Linked DNA regions of Homo sapiens: region 1 is linked to region 2. The links are chromatin contacts, found by Hi-C or POLR2A ChIA-PET in ENCODE. All regions are on one chromosome and are shown on one strand. The core of a region is the stretch at or near the end of the contact, and the rest is flanking DNA. Distances in the headings are between cores, read along the strand shown.

Evidence for each region. A loop is a pair of places that touch in the nucleus more often than their neighbours do. ChIA-PET counts read pairs that join two places held with the same protein, here RNA polymerase II (POLR2A). Pooled maps may share reads with other maps.
Region 1: a map of PC-3 shows a loop between it and region 2 (9-fold over the local background). The contact joins the enhancer-like site here to the promoter of PCBP3 in region 2. A Hi-C loop is called at or near these places in 10 of 168 maps with a recorded cell type or tissue (A673, CD14-positive monocyte, CD4-positive, alpha-beta T cell and 6 more), 7 of 37 single-sample maps with no recorded cell type and 21 of 50 pooled maps. POLR2A ChIA-PET finds 5 or more read pairs at or near these places in 1 of 52 experiments (activated naive CD4-positive, alpha-beta T cell).

Annotation. Positions count from the first base shown.
Region 1 is chr21:45,817,124-45,822,217 of GRCh38, forward strand. All of the region lies in intron 4 of PCBP3 (poly(rC) binding protein 3), which reads left to right. Among named protein-coding and RNA genes, the nearest start is that of PCBP3-AS1, 17 kb to the right of the region's middle. RefSeq lists enhancers at 1-385, 386-885, 4,632-5,094. Within about 2 kb of position 1,333, at least 3 of the 41 ENCODE cell types and tissues checked have a DNase peak (open chromatin) inside an H3K27ac peak, as active enhancers do; they include CD14-positive monocyte and PC-3, where a contact is called at or near this core.
Region 2 is chr21:45,640,356-45,645,120 of GRCh38, forward strand. PCBP3 (poly(rC) binding protein 3) reads left to right here and starts at 3,370. Exons shown (of 18, transcript NM_001384156.1): 1 at 3,370-3,513. RefSeq lists silencers at 2,575-3,564, 3,885-4,024.

The sequences.
Region 1 (5,094 bases), core at 83-2,582, 170 kb after region 2:
TTTTGGTTTTTATTTCTGCAGGCATCTAATTTACCGAAACTTCATGTCATGGCTCGGTCGAACTTTGTCAAGGAAAGTCTTCACTATCCCTTCCTCTAGAACTTAACGTTGTCCTCCTCCTAAGGTGTAGCCTTTCATGGGTCTCAAGTGAACACCCTGGATGCTGAGTGAGGGGCCTCCACTGTGGCTGTGAGCAGTCCCCGCCTCGTGGTACCACATGACATTTAGCGTGTCTGTTCACCTCATACTCCCCAGTAGTTCTGTCTCTCTCTGCCATTCCTCATGGAGTCCTTGCGTGCACAGCATAGTATTTGGCCAACATCTTCCTGCAGTTTGGGGGCCCCGTCTCCTCTTAGCTCTTGCCTCTGCTGTCCCCATCTCCCATATTCCAGCTGCTGCCGCAGCCCCCATGCTTGCCTTTTGTCCTCAGCCCCCCAGCGAGGCAGCAGCTTGTGTGTGTGCTGCACTGCCGTGAGCAGCAACTTGACAGTGGACGCAGCTAGAAAGCAGCCGGCGAGGAGCTCAGCGTGTGTCTCCGCCGGGTGAAAGATCACAGTCCTGCACCCTGCTGTGCAATGCTCGAACACACTTGCTTCTTATTTCTGTCCAATTCTTAAGGTTTTTACTGTGGGATCATAAGTCCTTACTCCTTCATGGTTGGAATCAAAATCCAAAACCTTGTGGTTTCCATTTTCAGTTGATGATATCCTTATGAACTCAGGATTTATTTCACTTTTGAAAAGTTAATAGTCTTTATGTTTTAGGGCAATTGTATTCTACAATACAGAAAAATTATTGGAAAGTATAGAGCGTGCCACCTCCTCCCCTCATACAGAGCTTCTCCTGTTACGTACATCTTGCCTCAAGTGTGGTACAGTCAATGAACCAATATTGGTACATTATTATTATTATTTTTTGAGACAGAGTCTCGCACTGTCGCCCAGGCTGGAGTGCAGTGGTGCGATCTTGGCTCACTGCAACCTCCACCTCCCGGGTTCACACCATTCTCCTGCCTCAGCCTCCCGAGTAGCTGGGACTACAGGTGCGTGCCACCAAGCCTGGCTGATTTTTTGTATTTTAATAGAGACGGGGTTTCACCTTGTTAGCCAGGATGGTCTCGATCTCCTGACCTCATGATCTGCCCGCCTCGGCCTCCTAAAGTGCTGGGATAACAGGTGTGAGCCACCGCGCCGGCCTGGTTCATTGTTATTCACGGATGGTCATAGTTTGCATTGGGGCTCACTGTGTTGAACACAGGTTTTGACAAGTGTCCAGTGACACGTGTCCCTGTCATTACTGTGTCATACAGAAGAGCTCCACTGCCCCCATGCGCTTCACGTACTCACTCCTCCCGTCCCTGAAGCCCCTGGCAACCACTCATGTTTTTATTGTCACTATAGTTTTGCCATTTGCAGAATGTTTTGTAAGAAACTGCCACAGTTTTGTAAGAAACTGCCAAACTACCTTCCCAAGTGGTTGCATCACTTTGCAAACTAAAATCTCTCTAACCGTGAGATCTATTAGTCATGCTCCTTGGTATTTACTCAAAGGATTTGAAAACTTCAGCCTACACAACAACCTGCACACAGATGTTTATAGCAGCTTTGTTTATCATTGCCAACACTTGGAAGCAACCAAGACATCCTTTAGTAGGCAAATGAATACACCAGTGGTGCATCCAGACAGTGGAATATGATTCAGCACTACAAAGAAATGAGCTGTCAAACCATGAAGTGATGCGGAGGAACCTTGAATGCGTGTTACTTAGTGAAAGAGGCCAGCCTGAAAAGGCTGCATGCTATACGATTCCAACTATATGACATTCTGGAAAAGACAAAACTATAAAAATAGTATAAAGATCAGTGGTTGCCAAGAGTTGGGCGGAGAGATGGATGTGTAGGTGGATCACAGAGTACTTTTACTACAGGGAAAATACTCCGGGTGATGCTGTAATGGTGGATGCGTGTCATTACACATTTGCCCAAACCACAGAGTACAGCACCGAGCGTGAGCCCTGCTGTGAACTCTGGACCTGGGGGGTGGTGATGTGCCCACATGGGTTTGGTTGTGACTCATGTACTGCTCTGGTGGCGGGCTGTGGGGGATGGGCCGTGGGGGATGGGGGTATATAGGAAATCTCTGTGTTTTGTGCTCAGTTTGCTGCTCTAAAAAATAAAACCTAAACAAAGCAGTCGGAGTCCCTGAAGACTGTCCTGTGACAGAGCAGGAAGGGCTCCCTTAGCTCTGAGGGAAAGCGCTGGTTATGTATTTGCTCTTCTCCCAAGAACACACAGTCTAATTTTGATCCTCTTTACAGACGGGATGAAGGGCATGTTCATCAAGTAAGCGGATGCAGGTGCAGAGACCACACCTGGCACGACACTGCCGTTGGGCACCCCAAGGCCGAGGCCGGCAGCCACTGTTGTCCCCAGAGTCCATCTGGTTTCTAGAGTGGAAAATGGAAAGGGGTCAAACCGCCCACGCAGCCCTGAAGTCCTTGATGGTAGTGTAGATTCTACAGTCTTCCCCAGGTGCTATCTTGGCTGAGGTGGGGAAGGCTCCTGGGGACTGTACTTGGCCTTTTCTGCCTTAATATCCTGCTCAAGGCCGGGGCCAGAGGGCTTGTCTGGCAGCTGCTGGGCGCCTCTGTCCAGTGCTGTACCAGAACGTCTAGCAGATGGGTGTGCGGGCACAGGGCCTCTGCCAGATGGACTCGGGCCAAGCTCCGTCTGTCATGTTAATTGTGGGTCCATGATGGTGTCTGAGTCCCCTGGAGTGGGCAGGAGCTCAGGCCCCAGACCCAGCCATTGTCTGAAGGTCCAGGGCCTGGCCACTCACTCTGCCCATCATGCTGTCACTCCAGGCAGTTACTCAGGCCCGCTGGGGAAGGTGGGGTGAATGTTTGCTCTACACCGCAGGACTGTTGCGGGTCTTCCCTGGAGACTGGGTCTCCGTTTCAGCCACTGGCTCTGACCCATGGACCAGCTCAGACCTCATCTCCTCTGAAGGGAGTGGCGCTGGCCTTTTCCTGGCTCTCGGCTATGTGTGGGATGATGCTGGCCTTCTCCCGGCTGTCAGGTGTTTTTGGTGTGTCCATGTCAAGTGTATCCGTCCTGGGAACACCCAGTCCGGCTGCCATGGCAGTGGGCACCACGGGCCAGCACACCTTTGCTGCCTGTGAGGTCGTTGCGCCTACCTGGCCCCATGGGCCCCATTTTATCTCGTCGCTTTGCTGTCTGGGAACTTTGTCACCCACGGATAGGAGTGCCAGGCCCAGGAGGATGTCACGCAGTGTTGGCACTTCAGCTTGGCTGCTGTTCTCCCACAATCCTTGTGAGGGCCTGTGATGACCCAGGTCAGGATAGGACAGGTGGCTTGGGTTCTGCGGGCCACACGGTCTGCAGTGTGCGTGGCCTTGACCTGGTGCTGGAAGGCAGCTGCAGACCACGAGTCAAGGAGGGGGTGAGACTGTGCTCCGGGGAAACGTGGATTGTGGATATGGGCAGCCAGCGGGGCCTGCAGACCCCTGGGTTAGAGCCAAGCCCCAGAGGCACCTTGGTTTCTGAGAAGCCAGAGGAGGGAGTTCCTGGGACCTGGGGGATGACCATGGACCTCTGCTGCCACCTCGTGGCAGGGCTGACGTATCTGAGCCACGTCCTTTTCTCCCGGTTTAGAAATATCCTGGTGGGAGGCGCTTTTTCATCCTTGCAGCAGACAGGCAGCTCTGTTGGCCACACGATCTGGGCTGTGTGCCCCGCCTTCAGCAGAGGCCCTCAGGACCCTGCGGGATACAGCCTCGAGAGGACAGAGCCTCAGACTCTGAAGGCCACAGCAGTGATAGCACACCTGTGTCTGAGGAGTGCGTTCTGAGAGGAGACCCGGCCCCTCGTCCTTGTCCATCCATGTGGCTTCTGCAAAGCACCCTTGTCTTGCAGAGCCAGCGAGCCTGGCGTTGTGACCTGGGCTAACTTGGTACCTTTTCTCTTTTTAGAGGCAGAATCCTTTCTTGAGAACAGCATCTTTCAACTCTTGACCTGCTCCCCCTTCCCGGTTCCCACTTTTTGCCTGGCAGGCTGGGAGGGACCCCCTCTCCTGTGCAGCCTCTCCCTAATCCTGGATTCCGCAGGGGCTCCAAGACCCTCAGGGTCGCCAGTGACTCCTGGGTCACACTGGCCCAGCACACACTGAGCTCCAGCCTGATGTCCAGCCCAGGAGGTCCTCAACTGAGGTCCAGTACCCCCCTGCACCACGCTGTGGGCCCCGCACCCTCCCCCAACTCTTTTCTACAACACTCTTCCCCCTGCACCGTGCTGTGGGCCCCGCACCTTCCCCCAACTCTTTTCTAGAACACTCTTCCCCCTGCACCACGCTGTGGGCCCTGTGCCTTCCCCTAACTCATTTCTAGAATACTCTTCCCTGCCTGCACCCTGCTGTGGGCCCCGCCCCCTCCCCTAACTCATTTCTAGAACTCTCTTCCTCACCTGTCTCCCTGGTTCTTGTTCTGGCTTCTCCACGGGACCCTCCTGTCCTCCCGTGTGATGCTGACTGCTCGTGACATGTTGCAGCCTGTCTCTGCTCCCTTCCCTGCTCTTGTCACTTCTTGCTGGTGCTCTGTGGCTGTCATGCAGACTGGGGTTGGGGTTCTGTTCCCTCTACTGTACTGGAGCTCCAGGTCATGGGAGGCAGCAGAGCCCAGCCCTGGCCCTTCGAGCTTCCGTCCTGCAAGCACCGGCAGTGTCAGGGAGGCACCGCCCAGGGGAGGCTCCTCCTTAGGGTGCATTGTCACTCGGCGTTTCCGACACCTGCTCTCATCATTTTCCTACCTTCTCTTTCCTGACAACTTAGCTATTTATCAGACCCCAAAATCATGAGCCTTGAGAAATGATATTCCACATGCTCATCCTCTGGAGGACACCTGGAACTGAGCTTGCTTCCCTGCTCACCCTGGGAAGTGGTTTCACAATGTCCCTCAACGTGTGACTATCACCCATAGCCTCCGGTATCTCTCTGTGTTCAGTGTGAGGCCATTTGCTCGTTTGACCCTTTTGAAGGTCAGGAGAAGCTGGCAGGACTCCTGCAGGCACAGGCACCGGC
Region 2 (4,765 bases), core at 2,120-4,619:
TTGGCTTCTTGGTCTCTGATTTCCACTCCAGCACTTTGGCCATCAGAGGATCCTGTGTGAGCTCAGCTGAGCCAGCCCCAACACCCCCCAGCAGCTTTTGGTGGGCAGTGGCAGCGGTCCCTGTGCAGGGCAGGAGCCTGGGGAAGCAGGGGCTGGGTGCTGCTGGTCCCTGGAAGAAGGACTTCTACCCCAGTGCTTTGTGAAGAGGACATGAGGGCAAAGTACTAATTTGCCCCTAGGTAACATGTGTGCTGGGGTTGTAGGCTGAGGTAAGGGTATGAATTCTGCCTGAGGAAAGGCTCAGCCTGGAGTGTAGTCCTGCTGAAGGCCAGAGACCACACACTCCACCCAGACTCCGGATCTCCCTCCCCAGCAGGGGGATGGAGGCCCTGCCGCTGGGAGTGCTGGTGTTATGTGGAAGGGCTGGGCTTCTCCAGGGCTCCTGGGAGGCCTAAACATCTTGCAAGGTTTTGACGTTAATTACTATTATGATTGCTTTCTGTGTGTTACTGTTTTCCCCACACTTTAGCCAGCTAATGTGGAGCTACAGAAGGCCCTCGCCCCTACCCCTCCAGATGTCCCAGCCCATGACAAGCAGGAAGGCCGGGTGCTGGGAGACTTCCTGGGGCTGGATCTGACATCATTCCAAGCAGATGATAACCTGCCTTCCCGATTTCCAAACCCACAGCAAGACACCCTGGAGTTATTTATAAATGCGAGCCCCTGGGTGCACTTCTGACGGGACCAGCACCCTGACGGCCATGAGAGGGTGGAGACAGCGCACCCCGAGCTCAGGGAGGCAGGAAACTCTGGACCTGGAGGCCGGGCACCATGAGGGACACGCTGCAGGCCCAGCTGCTGCCGCCTGGGGCGGGGCTGCCCTGCAGGCTCCGGGAAAACCCAGAACCAGGCCGGATCAGCGTGTGTCAAGAGGCGGGGCGTGAGAGATGAGCTGCTTTTTTTCTTCACAGGGTTGGCAGGAACTGCAAATAATAGAAAGTCTTTAGGGTCTAACACGCTGCCCTGAAAACACTATCATTACTTTCCTAATGACTAACTGTGTCTTTCAGCCGGCGGGGCAGGCAGCTGAGGCCGCAGGCTCCCGCAGAGGACCGGGGGAGGCTGGCAGCCTGTAATCTGGGGGCGCTGACAGTGCTCTGCCCAGACCCTCGCGCCAGCTCCAGCTCCAGCACAGCAGCCCTGGGTCCCTCTGGCCCCCTGCCCGCAGAGTCCAGGTGTGGCAGAGGCCGCCCAGTATCCCTTCTCCTCCTCCTTTTCTAAAAACAGAGTCTCACGATGTTTCCCATGCGGGTCTCCAACGCCTGGGCTCAAGCGATCCTTCTGCCTCGGCCTCCCAAAGCGTTGGGATTAAGGGGCGAGCCACCGCGCCCGGCCCACCTTCCCTTCTGGTTCATTTCCAGTAAGGTCCTGTCCACAGCGTCCTTCCCAGCATTCCCACCAGGCTGCAGGCCTTGGCCTCCCTCCCCTCCATTCTCATTCTCCCCGAAACCGCCAAGCGCGTCCAAAGCACGGGTTCGCCAAGCGCCCCCCCCGCCCCACTCCACATTCCCTTCCCCGCCGACTCAGCCTCCGTAGCTCGCGGACGGCCCCTCCTCACGCCAGCCCAGGCTTTTTTTTTTTTTTTTTCTTCTATTTTAAGGTTGTCTTTTAATGACACAAGCGACATTTGGAGACAAAAGGACACATCTCTTCCTGACCCACCTCCAACCCCAGCTGACGGCCGCCCTGAGCCTGGCGTAGACGGCCCGGAACGTTCCCTGCGTGGGTTCCGTCCATCCCGAACCCCTGTCCCCGCGCCGGCTCCGGGGGTGCTCGGGGGGCCGCGTGGGGTCTGTGACGTCGCCTCGAGGCTGCATCCCGGTGACCCGGCAGCCCCTGGCGCTCGCGGGAGGCGGGCGGGCGCGGACCCCAGGCTTTAGGGCGCGATTCCTGCAGCTGGCTGCCGGCCCGAGGTTCTGGGGTGTCTGAGGTCTCGGGCGGGGCGAGGACGTTTCTCCGGCTCAGCCCCCCCACCTCCTGCCCTGCCGCCCCCCACACCCAGCTCCCCACGGACGCCAAGAGGCGCCTCCCACCCCGGCGAGGACCCGCGGGGAAACGGGGCCCAGGCGCGGCGACTGCGGAGGACGCGCCTCGGCCCCAGCGCCCTGGTCCTCGGGGCGTCCGGCTGCCCTTGCCCGAGGCCGGGGCGGGCGCTCAGCGCCGCGGAAGAAACGCCCGGGCGGGGACGCACAGCGAGGCGGGCTCCGCGGGAAGTACCGGGAAAACGGCGCGGAGCGGAACAGCCCGGAGCCAGCCCAGAGAAAGGGCGGCCTCCCCCTGCAGCCCCCGGGGCCCAGCAACGCCCCGCCCCAGGCCACGGCACGCGAACGCCGGGCGGGCGGAGGGGACAGGGCGGCGGGACCAGCGCGGGGCGGGCAGCGTCTGGGCACAGGCTCACGAGCCGCTCGGGGCCCCTGCCCGCCGGGCGCTGCGGCCCCAGCCTCCGGGCCGGGGCCAGGCCCACAGAGAACGGGAAGCGGGCGCTGCAGGGGGACCTTCGGGGTTGCGGCACGGCTGGGAATTCAACGGCCATTCCCGTCCCGTCGGGCCCACCCGCCCGCCCGCCAAATCCCCGCCCACCGCGGATCCGCCCCGTCCACCAAGGTCTCGCTCACCAACGGCCCGCCCCGCCCACCACAGGCCTGGCCCGCCCACGAAGGCTCGCCCCGCCCATCCACGGCCCTGCCCACCACAGGCCCGCCCCAAGCCTGGGCCCCGCCCCAGCAAGGGCACTAATCCCCTAACCCCCGAGCCCCGCCCACTGCTCTTGCCCTTCTCCCGCCCGCCCCGACTTAGGCCTCTCCCCGGCCTGGCCTCCCGTACTCAGCCCCGCCCCTGCCCCGCCCCCACCCCACCCCAAATGTGACCTGCCCCTCCCACTGCCCGTCCCCTCCCCGCTTCACTTCATTAGGCCCCCGCCCCGATTCTTGCCCCGCCCGCTCAATGTCCCGCCTACGACCCCGCCCACTACTAGTGACCGGCCCGCCCGTTCGAGGCCCCGCCTCCTCCCCGCCCAATGCTCGGCCCCGCCCCGCGCGTCATTGGGCCAGGTCCCCGCCCCGCCCCCAGCCCCACCCCCGCCCCTTTGACTGGAGTTGGCTTTTTCCAGAGAACTTTCCGGGCTCGGATTGGCCGCGCCGGTTGATGTTCCGCCCTTTCATTGGCCCGCGGCGCCCGCTTTCGCGAGCCTGCCCTTGGGCGGGGGCGGGGCCGGCGGCGGCGCGCGGCGCTAGATTGGTTAGCGGCGCAGAGGGGCGGGCCCGCGCCGCGCGCAGCGCTCGGGCTGGAGCGCCTGAAGCCGCGACCGCCGCCTCAGCCGCCTCAGCCGCGGTCGCCGCCGCTTCGGCTGACTTAGGCTCCGCCGCCGCCTCCTCACCCGCCTCGCCCCGACCCCGCCCGGGCCTCCCGGCCTCTCCCCGCCGGCCCGCGGGCTCGCCGTCCGGCGCAGGGCAGGTGAGTGAGCGGTGGCGGGCGGGGTCGGGGTCGGGCGCCCTTGCGGGTTACGGGGACCCAGTCCCCGACGGAGGCCGAGTGACGGGGCGACCCCGGGCCGCGGCAAACTTCGCCCGAGCCGGGGCGGGCGGGGGTCCCGGGCTGGGTCGCGCCGTCCCCGACCGCCGCCGGCGCCTGCGGCGGCCCGGGGCAGCGAGGGGACTCGCGCTCCCTCAAGGTGCGGTCGCCAGGCCTGGCCCGCCCGCCTCCGCCCCCTCCCCAAATTCGGAAGTTGCGGCGGGAAGCCGAGAACGTCTCGGATGTGGGTCAGAAAACGTCTGGACTACTTGAGGCTTCAGTTTCAAAACGGCACAAATTTCATCTCTTGATTGAGAAGAGATCTGGGGAACACCCCGGAGCGGCCGCGGCGGCTGGAGGGCGGCGGGGCGGGGCGCGGGGCCTCCTCCCCCTGGACGGCCGCCGGGAGAGCGCGGCCTCACCCCTCGGTGACCCTGCGGAGAGCCGCGCGCGGGCGGTGGGGCGCGCGCAGGTCTCTCTTGTTGCTCGCTGTGTTTTATTTTAATTTTGGGGGTGGTTAGAACGTGTTTCTTATTGTCCCCACACGTGTTCTAATTGGAAGTCTTGTTTCGTGAAAGAGTTTTTTTCTTTTTTTTGCCTGGTGATGTTTTCCAATTCCCTCCGCGCCACTCTGAAGTATATTACTGGCATAAGAAATTTGAAAGTTAACCAAAAGTCGGGTCCTAAATCTCGTGGCTCGGGGTTGGTTATCTTCCACCGTCCTTCAGAGCAGCCTGGATTTGCAGGTCTTGTTAGCCCTCCATGTGAGCCAGTAGCACTCTTAGTTGTTGAGTGTTTGTAGAGTGGGATTCGCCAGAAGGAATCTTGAGCAGCAGGGCCTTGCGGAGAGGCCTTTAGAGATTAGACTGGGCAACTTATAGACTCCCCCCATTTCAAAAATATTCCTCTGGCACAGGCCCTCACATATCCCTCTGAAATTGAACTCACTTTCAGGGGCAAACTGTTGCCCTTTTTCTTTTCTTTGGACTTTCTCAGATGTGGATCCCAAAGGAGTGTGCAAGGGTGCTTCCCTATTTAAGAGAACTAACTCCCAGTCCTCCTCATATTCAAGAATAATTCATCATCTTAAAGCGTGTCAGAGATACCTATTTTGGCCCCAAAAGGAGTGTTTGTAGAACAGTGGCACTCTAAAGGGATCATTTGCAAGATCTGAAAGGACCTAATTGATCATCAC